Regions from separate parts of the Homo sapiens genome. Here region 2 is linked to region 1. Evidence: chromatin contacts called from ENCODE Hi-C or POLR2A ChIA-PET data. All regions are on one chromosome and are shown on one strand. The core of a region is the stretch at or near the end of the contact, and the rest is flanking DNA. Distances in the headings are between cores, read along the strand shown.

Region 1 (5,108 bases), core at 803-3,302:
CTACATTTTTTGGTCCCTTCTACCTATATTATTTTTAAAAGATATCTTTATTTTAAAATTGAGCAACTTGAAGTGTATGTGTGTGTGTGTGTGTGTGTGTGTGTGTATACACATACCTGTATTGTAAATAAGAAAGGTGCTTAATAAGTTTGTCTTAAAACTCATGAAAGCTTGGCGTAAAATCTCACACTAATCACTATGGATGAGAATGGCTCTCGTTGAGAAATAAGGGCTGATGGCTTTTTTCTCAATGATCATGTTAAAAATATATTGAGAGCATTGTAGGACTCCAGATGCTTGGGTTGTGGCTCACAATTTTTACAGAATTAATTTCCAAAATTCTTGATTACTCCAGGAGGAAATTTATTCCAAAAGTAAGCTGTGTGCTTCCTTCTTAAATTTAAAAATTAATGCATCAAAGGTGTAATAAAAATCATCTCTTACAATTAGAGGTCCTAAAGAAATGTTTGAATTATTATGGCAATTAGAAGGGTACCTTACTTAAGATTTTGAGAGTTTTGTTGCTAGCAAAGCAGAGAAATAAAAAGTTAATTACTTTTGTAAGGGAAAACTTGGGAATATAGGTATGTCCCTGTACCTTTTCAGATATGTAAACAATATTTAGGTATTTTTACAGAGAATTGAGAAAAAGTACAGGCACTGACACTACTACAACCATAGTAGAAGACACTACTACAAAGATAGTAAAGGACAACTTTCTATGTAGATAAATATCAGTTATTTGGAGTTTATTATCTGAAAATATTTTGATAATTTCTTCCCATTTCTTTCAAGATAAAAATTAAGTTTTAATAGCAGATATCTTGCTTAGAATCAAGTACATTTTAGTGACTTGGCATTTATTCATTATTCGTTTATTTAGTTTATCACTTTTTTTTTTTTTTGAGACAGAATCTCTTTCTGTTGCCCAGGCTGGAGTGCAAGGCATGATCACGGCTCACTGCAATCTCCGCCTCCCAGGTTCAAGCAATTTTCATGCCTCAGCCTCCCGAGTAGCTGGGATTACAGGCATGCGCCACCACATCCAGATAATTTTGTATTTTTAGTAGAGACGGGGGTTTCACCATGTTGGTCAAGCTGGTCTTGAACTCCTGACCTCAAGTGATCCACCTACCTCAGCCTCCCAAAGTGCCAGGATTACAGGCATGAGCCACCGTGCCTGGCCCTTGCTTGTAGACTTTCATTCTCTGGTTCCATACTCCACAATATTATCAGCCCTATCTCTCAAAAATAGCATTGGTTATATTATAGCATCAATTAATTACATTGACATAAAATTAAAATGTCTCTACTTGTCACTTCTTGTAATATTACCTAATTTTGTTTTTCTCTAATTTTTCATAATTTATACACCTAATTTATTACCTTTCACGGGCTCATGTGTTTCCTATTTAAAGTCTGAAATGTGGCCAGGTGCAGTGGCTCATGCCTGTAATCCCAACACTTTGGGAGGCTGAGTTGGGAGGATCACTTGAAGCCAGGAGTTCAAGACCATCCTGGGCAACATGGTGAAACCCCATCTCTACCAAAAAATATGAAAATTACCAAGTGTTGTGGCGCACGCCTATAGTTCCAGCTACTTGGGAGGCTGAGGTGGGAGGATTGCTTGAGCCCTGGGAGGCAGAGGCTGCAGTGAGCAGAGATCGCGCCACTCCACTCCAGCCTGGGTGACAGAGTAAGACCTTGTCTAAAAAAAAAAAAAAAAAAGAAGTCTGAAATGTAAGTCATTTGTATCTGTTCAAATGATATAAGGTGGTATCAAGCATTCTTACACATGATGGTGGTCTTAGAAAATCATTTAGAGGATGCTAGGAGAAAAATTGAGCTGCCATCTGGAGAGGCTGCTGGATTGGCGACTCCCTCCTATCATTGGTTTACTCTCTCCAGGTGCCTTACTAAAGAGAATCAACAAAGAGAGAAGGACTTTGCTCAGTACCTTCTGCCTTAGAGGCCTGTCTGGTCATCTGCTGCCAGCTCTTTCCAGGGAGAGATGAGGAGCAGCAGGCCTGTGCTCTCAAGCCCTCAGGGAATGCACTGCCTCCAGTGGGACAGAGTGGAGCTGTTGCTTGTGTCATTGCTGCAGCACATTATTTGAAACTGACCTCAAGACTTGGATTTGCTCAGTTTATTTTTAGAAGTAATGACAGTATAGCACTTTGAGGCCTGAATGTTATTTCTAGACAAGAGTAATACTGTTTTTCTGAGAAGTAGAATTTCAGGATTTCAAATGGATTTTTTGGTAAATATTTCTGAAGCTTTTCCAGTAACTGAGACTTTCTGGGCAGAAAGGCAAGATGGGACATAGTGTGCATCCTCTGTTCTTGCTGACCTCAGTATCTCAGAGTGTGACTAGACGCTGTTACCGAGCAGCTGCATAGTCATCTTCTTCCCTTGTTCTGAGCAAGTCCTCTGTTACACAAAGAAGAAAAAAGCAATCATTCTTTTCAGTCATTTACCTTCCAACTTACTAAATTTGAAATTATAATTATACATACAGTACATACAAGGTTGTCTGTAGGGAGTATATTTGTTTTTATGTCTTATATTCTGGCATGTATATGAGTTTGCCTAAGAGATTTGGAGATACATACACATGCATACATACATGTGTCTGACTTTTTATGTAAATATATTTTGTATGACGTGTTAATTTATATGATACATGGCTATCCAATGTGGTTATCTCTACAAAGAAATGTACTCACAGATGCATTTAATTTTTACAGATACAATTTTCATTAGCTTTCTAACTGAAGTCCCTGCCTGTAGACTTTCATTCTCTGGTTCCATTGTGTACTCCACAGTGTCATCAACCCTGATTTTCAAAAACAGCATTCATAGCCAGCAGTTTTGTCTTGCTTCCTATATGCCAGGCACTGTTCTAACTTTTTATATATAAATCTCTCAACAATTCCATGAGGTAGGTGCTGTTAACATCCTCATTTTACAAAAGAAGAAACTGAGGTACAGAGAGGTCAAAAAGCTCACTCTAGGTCAGAAACAATCCTAAGTGGTAAAGTCAGTCTGAACCCAGGCAGTCTAACTCTAAAATCTATACTCTTAACTACTATATTGTGTTGCACACAGAATCTGGTTCCTCGTGCCTCTGATCAAAACCGATATTTCCTGCAGCAGAAAATCTTAACATATTAGCACAGGATTAATTTGTTAGCTTTTTATGTTTTTCCCTGCTCACATTTGAGGTTGTTATCCACAGACAAGTATATCAAACTATTGCTGTTCTCCAAACCTTCCAGATAGTTTTCTGACTCTGTGATGTTAATCATGCTATTCCTTTTATCTGAAATTTACTTCATCTTTTTCTACCCAGAAAACGCCTATTTATTCTTCAAAGCCCATATCAGCCTTCACAACTCTTTTATGCATTGTTGTAAAATTGTATTTTCTCTCATCTGTGTTTCCGTAGCACTTAATAAGTAACTCCGGTTTTGGTGCTTCTTTCATTGTATGGTGGTGTTTATTTGCCCTTAAGTGTCATGTGCTCTTCATTGGGAGTACCATCTCCCCTCTGCTGATTTCATTCAACTGTCTAGTAACCAGATTCACCTCTCAGCCATGTTCCTGTATCATCAGTGCTGCTCTGCGGTGCCCTGTCTGGTTTTCAGTCACAGTTTCCTGTGCAGGTGGTGGAGGATTTTGAAATGCTTGAAACTGAACCATTACACCCACTTGAGATAGTTTCTTTTGTCTGTGTATGATAGGAGGTGGGTGGGGAAAAATAAGTGCACACAGCCTATTACCTGGAGTTGAGATCACCAATTAAATGTCATGAATAGGGTAAGATAACACATATTAGTTGTGTTTAAAATATTTTGCTCCTTAGATTTTTATTCACTCTTCACTTTAATTTAGAAAGGCAGTTTTCAGATGTTGGATGAGCATTGACTAATTTCCAAATACCTTTTTATTTGTTTTCTGCATTATAGATCATGTGACTCAAATGTATTTAGGGTAGCTAGCAGATGATTGAACATGATGAAACTATGAGTCTTTTATTTATCTAAGTAAAGCAGTGAATGCAGATGGGTTTATTATAGTCATAGGGCCCCATGTACTTTAGTCCTTATTTCATCCAGCAAAACTTCGATGACTAATTTTGACTTCAATTGAGGAATATTTTATTTAAAACATTTGCTTAGAATAATAGTCATTGTAAAGGAACACTTTTCATGTGTTTACTGAACCAAATGCTAAGATGATACAATTCCTAATTTTAAATAAGATAAATATCAAATTATAGGTTTTTGCATAATTTTAGTAAAATAGATGTGAGAAAGATTGGAGATTATGTGAGGATTCTAGGTACTTAAGTTGGAGTAGAGGAGAAAGAAGGAAGAAATGGCCTACTCATAATTGCATTACAGTTTTTTTCAGTCTTGAACAGAAGTTGAAGTCTGAATGGTACTGAAGTAAATGAGAGATTCAAATCCAAAAGAAGAAAAAGTCCTCATTATAAATTTTGGAAATGCATAAAAATGGTGAATGATAATATTCTGATATTTGAAAAAATAAATAAAGCTACATTTTAAAATTTAATTTATAAAAGTCTGAGTGACTTTTTAATAAATTAAAATTTGAAATTATAAATTTATATGAGAAATTAATTTTTCTCATATAAAAATACATTTTTATAAATTTCTCATATACTTTCCTCTTAAAGCAGTTTATATGTGGCAATTTTTTAAAAAATGAATAAATTAAAACTGAAGATTGCTCTTCCTCTTCTATCAAAACAGCTAAAACATTTAGCTCCTATTCTGTGATGCAAAGTTTAACATATGTAATCTGATTTAATTCTTGCAGTTACCTGTACAGCATTATCATCTTCCATCATATATGCATGGAAAATTAAGCTTAGCAATTTCCCCAGAAAGGAAGGGGTAGAATAGGATTTAAACTCAGGTCCACTGCTCCTGTATCCCATGCTTTTTCTAGTATATTTTGGTAGAGAATGTCAGTTTTGAGTACAGACATACTTTGTGCTGGAGAAACCAGCAAACTGGAATTACAAACTAATCAAATGACAAAATGGAACTGGAAAAGGCTGTTTTTTTTTTTTAATTGAA
Region 2 (5,108 bases), core at 1,792-4,291, 220 kb after region 1:
TCCGAGATAGAGAATTGGCAGTCTTCAGCATGCGGTCAGAGCCAGAGGAGTGAATGAGATTGCCAAGAGTAACCAAATGAAATAATTAAGAGGCTAAGGATGTATCCTGGGAAACATCATCAGAAGTGCTAAGGAAAAAGAATGATCCATGGAGGATTGGATATGGAAACAAAGAAAGAATTGAATCCAGAAGAAACCCCAGGTTTTGAGCTGGGAGACTGGCAAAATTGTGGTTTCATTAGCAAAAATGAGTAAGTCAGGAAAACAAAGGAGTTCGATGATCAGTTTTAGACAAGTCAAAAAGTGTTTTCTGTCATTGTCAATAAACGATAAGACATACTACTTTATACTTAAATTATTTCCATTTGTCAATTTTATATTTCTTAAAGGCTGTCTGGTTATCACCAAATAATGTACCATCATATATTTTAAAAAGGTCATTGGATTGGGAATCGAAACCAATTGAGTTTGTTCTGGACCTACTATTCATTCAAATACTTATTAAACATTTCCTATATGCCATGCACTGTGTTATCTGCTAGAGATGCAATGGTGCAGTACCACCCTTCTAGAGTAATAGAGAAAACTGATTAATCGGTTACATGCAAATAAATATGTAAATACAAGTGTACTAAGTGCTTTTAAAAATCAGGTGCCAGCTATGTATGAATTCATAACATCGCGGGGACCTGACCTAACATGAGGCTCAGGGAAGACTTTTTTTTTTTTTTCTTTTTTTTGAGACAAAGTCTCGCTCTGTCACCAGGCTGGAGTGCAATGGTGCAATCTCAGCTCACTGCAACCTCCACCTACCGGGTTCAAGTGATTCTCCTGCCTCAGTCTCCCGAGTAGCTGGGACTACATGTGCGTGCCACCACACCTAGCTAAGGTTTGTACTTTTAGCAGAGACGGGGTTTCACCATGTTGGCCAGGATGGTCTCTTGACCTCGTGATCCACCCGCCTCGGCCTCTCCAAGTGCTGAGATTACAGGCATGAGCCACCGCGCCTGGCCCAGGGAAGGCATTTTTGAAGAAATAATAGTTGAATTGAGATCTGATAAAAGAAGTAGGAGCAAAATGGGGGGGGTGCAGTTTTCCAAGAAGAGAAGACAGTACATATAAAGGGCTGGTAATAGGAGGCAGAATGTCCATTTTGAATTGGTAAAACAAAGGAGCAAGAGTGGATTGGAGAAGATAAAGTCAAAGAGTCTGAATGAGTCTAATGAGATGGGCAGAGTCCAGATTACGCAAGGTTTTGTAGTCTCTCTTCAGGTACCTATCCTGAGAGCAGTGAGAAGGTTTTAGAAGAGTTCAAATAGAAGGTTATCTGAAGAGATAGGCATTTAAAAAAAAGAAAGAGAGAGAGAGAGGTGGTTGCATTGTAGAGAACAGAATAGTGAAGAGCAAAATTGGTTGCAGAAACACTAAATCAGAGGGCTGTTACAGAGCCTGGACAAGAAATGATGGGTGCTTATACCCAGAGAGAGTGGGGGTGAAGAGGAAAAAAAGTCAAAAAGAAGAGGAAGGCAAATTCAACAGAACTTAATGGATTGGCTTGAGGTGCTGGATTTAGGGAGTCAAATATGATCCTCAGGTTTCTTTCTGGCTTATGCAACTGAGAGATGATCTTGCCATTCACCAAAATGGGGATCCATGGAAGAGCAAGCAGGCTTGTAGTGGTGGAAGTTCTTAAGCTCAGTTCAGTATATGTTGGGTTTGAGGTCCATTTGAGATACCCAAATGGAGGCTCAAAAATAGCCTTGACACATAGATCTGAAGGAAGAGTCTAGAAAGGAGGTTAACAATTTGGGAGTCATTGGAATATAGATGACTATTTAAAACACTGGTGTACACAGGACTTTAGGGATGCAGCATGAGATAAGGAGAGGGACTCAAATTGAGTCTTTAGAAGGAATTGAAGCATTTAATATCCAGGTAGAGAAGGATAACATGGCAAATGAGAATGAGAACATGTAGAAAAGCAAGAGAGTTAAGTAAAAGGAGAGTGTTCCAAGACAAGAAGGTGGGAAGGAGTGATCAGCAAACTCCATACCTTTGGGCAATGCGCATAATCCCTTTATTTATCTGTTAAACCAAGAAATAATCACTGCATTCCTGAGTATTGTTATAGTAACCAAATCTAATGTTTGAGGAAATGTTGAAATCTGTAAGTTGTTTTATTATGTAGTTACTCTCAGTTCTTGGGTTTTATTTTGTTTTCAAACACTGGGATCATTCACACCCTTATCTTACTCTTCCAGGCCTCTTAGAACAAGAGCCAAAAATATATGAATTTGAAAGGGAAAATGTTCCCAATTCTTTGTGCATAATTGCATGGAAAGTAATTCCACTCAGAACCTGGAACATCTCTCCCACTTGGTTTTCTCTTTTTCCTTTTCCTAAGAATCTAGAAATCGCCAGAAAGTACTTTGTGTCCTATGAGTATAGGCTTGAGCACTTCAGTTCTAGAAATAAACCTAGTAGGTAAACAGCTTCCTGCGATTAAATGGCTAGCTCTGGAGTGGAAGAAGCTTCTGGTATTCAGGGAACACCTTACTGGTACATTCTGCATTCATCGTGGTATAATTAGGGACACATCACAAGCTCTCCACTTTGACTTTTGGAGTGGTTATTTATTACTTGGTGTTCAGGAAGAGGGAAGGCCAGATGAGAATGGACCCCCTCCCCACACAACTTGTCTGTCCAAGCCACTGACACAGTAACTGTTCCTCAACCTCACTGCTGATTGAGAGTAGAGCTAGCTAACACCAAACCCTCGCTCTTCCTCTAGGTCAGATGCTGGGCTTGTGGCAACAGTTCCAACAACAAGCTGACTACTATATACAAATGATTCATTTCCAGCCTTCTGCTTTCCTTTAAAGAGTCAGCTGTCATGTGCCGCCTGTGACTCACTCAAGCTCCTTTGCCCCAGTGAAATAAGCACTCTAAAGATTCCTGAGTTCCAGGCCCCTCCTAAGCCAAACGAGTCACATTGTTTTTATGGTGATACAGCACAGAAGCATCCTGGCTAATTCCCATTTGTTGTCCTGCCAGCAAAAGCACCATCGTTTCTAAGCATAAGAAGTGAGAGAAGGCAATTTGTGTTGCTTTGTTTATGCAGGACAACCCTTAAGCCAGTTGTGGCATGCAAAATACTTAAGAGTGAATGCGTATTTCCACAGTGGTTCAGAAAGTAAAAGATGGCCATATACACCCGATGATTCTAATTCCATATTATGCTTGTGAGGCAGTGCAGAGACTTTCAGAAACTTTAGGAAGTGATCCTAAACTCTTCACACTCTATAAACTGAAGCCTACCCTAATGAAGCTCCACGAAGGACGTTGATCTTATGCTCATTTCAAATTGGCCATGTTTTCTAAACTGTAGTTTTTCCTATCAGCTGTATATCAGACCAAAAAAAAAAATCTGTTAGTTTGAAATGAGGATTTCATGTGAGAGAGAAGTTTTGGTGGCCACATTTTTATAATCTCATTTTCTGAGATCCTCCTCACCCGTATCCCTTATATTCCAGAATCGGGTCAGCTGTCATTAGCTTTTGCCAAATGTTCATACTGTTGAGGGCACAGACAGATGAATCACCTATTGCCTAACTGAATTAAGCTAAAATGTGTCACTGGCAGGATCCTTATTACAAAATCATGCCCTGATACCACTTCTGTCACTATGTTTTGCTGTTGAATGTATTATTGATATTCATCAATCAAATGAGCAAGGGCAAGAAATGTTTTGGACTTCTGTAGGAGCTGTGTTATATTACTTTATATAAATGAAAAGTAATTATGTAACTAAATATGAATTCTAACCCATATAGTGATTTTTTAATATTATAGACCTTGACATTGTTAGCAACCATATTATGGACTAACTTAATCACATTTTATAGGATAGTTTATTACTTGTATTTGTTATGATATAGTCTCATATAGTCTCGATGAAGTAAAATGTGGTTTATAGAAAATTTATTTTTAAATAATGTCATCACCTAGGTAACCTGAAGTTTCAGAGTGAAAGTAAGCATTTAAGCTTGTGGTTAAAATCTGCTTGATGAAGATCAGATTCATAAAAAATGCAAACTGGTTTCTTTAGTCAATAAAGAATAAAACCTGAGGTCAGCTTTCTTCGTGATCAATAGCCTCACTACCTCAGTAAGATAAGATGGGAAGTAACATTTTGTGATTCCCAGTCTATGTTCAGTGATTTTAAGGGAATATCGCAATATTCTTAAAATCCAGTAAAATTTGATTTCTAAAATATTTCATGCAGTAATTTTATAAATAAGAGAACAGTGTTCTGAAATCAAGAAAAGTTTATTAGTCTCAATTGATTAAATTCACAAACATTGAGCATCTATTCCATAAAAGACACTGAACAAAGCTTTTTAGGCTATACAAGAAAATAAAATGTTCTTTGCCCTCGGGAAGCTTTTAAGTTAACAAGGAAGACACATTACACAGTACAGAAAGTTTAATAACAATTTAAAACAAGTAATAATGTGTTTTAAACTAAAGAAGGTATCAAGAGATAGCATATGCATAATTGCCGAGTGATACAGATGCTGCAGGCTTTCAAAAAAGAGAAAGAACACTTGAGGCAGATGTCAGTAGAAACAAATTCACTGAATAGATAGGATTTGAGCCAAACCACTATTAATAATTTCACCAATTATGGGCTAGGAATAGAAACAAATCATGATTGGTGTTGGGTTTGACAGCTATACCTGGAGGCTTTCATCTTATTATCTGCCTACATCTACAGTATTGATTCATATGTCACTTCTTCAATTTGTAGAGTTTACTAAAGGCCATTTGTCTAAAAACAAAGGCCAGTCACAGTGTCGGCATCCTTTTGTAGAGTTTGTCAAGCAGAAAAGTGAGAAAATGCAAATAATTATATAAAGTTCAATATCTCAATGCAAGATATCATCTTTACTCTGAAGATAGACATATTATTAGAATGATACTTTTTAAGATTGTTTTTAATAACACTTGTTAACTATGAAGAGAAATATGTTTACTAATCCAATCAAGTTAAGGTAGTAAAAACTAATTTTATTTTATTTTATTTTATATTTATTTATTTATTTATT

Evidence for each region. Hi-C counts contacts between places; a loop is a spot of excess contacts on that map. ChIA-PET counts read pairs that join two places held with the same protein, here RNA polymerase II (POLR2A). Pooled maps may share reads with other maps.
Region 2: a loop to region 1 is called in a map of chondrocyte, with 2.1 times the contacts of the local background. The contact joins two enhancer-like sites. A Hi-C loop is called at or near these places in 2 of 168 maps with a recorded cell type or tissue (CD8-positive, alpha-beta T cell and chondrocyte) and 12 of 50 pooled maps. POLR2A ChIA-PET finds 5 or more read pairs at or near these places in 2 of 52 experiments (activated CD4-positive, alpha-beta T cell and endothelial cell of umbilical vein).

What each region holds. Positions count from the first base shown.
Region 1 is chr4:113,681,860-113,686,967 of GRCh38, reverse strand. The region is part of intron 2 of CAMK2D (calcium/calmodulin dependent protein kinase II delta); the gene reads left to right. Among named protein-coding and RNA genes, the nearest start is that of CAMK2D, 77 kb to the left of the region's middle. Within about 2 kb of position 2,052, at least 23 of the 41 ENCODE cell types and tissues checked have a DNase peak (open chromatin) inside an H3K27ac peak, as active enhancers do.
Region 2 is chr4:113,466,269-113,471,376 of GRCh38, reverse strand. All of the region lies in intron 16 of CAMK2D (calcium/calmodulin dependent protein kinase II delta), which reads left to right. Among named protein-coding and RNA genes, the nearest start is that of CAMK2D, 290 kb to the left of the region's middle. Within about 2 kb of position 3,041, at least 28 of the 41 ENCODE cell types and tissues checked have a DNase peak (open chromatin) inside an H3K27ac peak, as active enhancers do.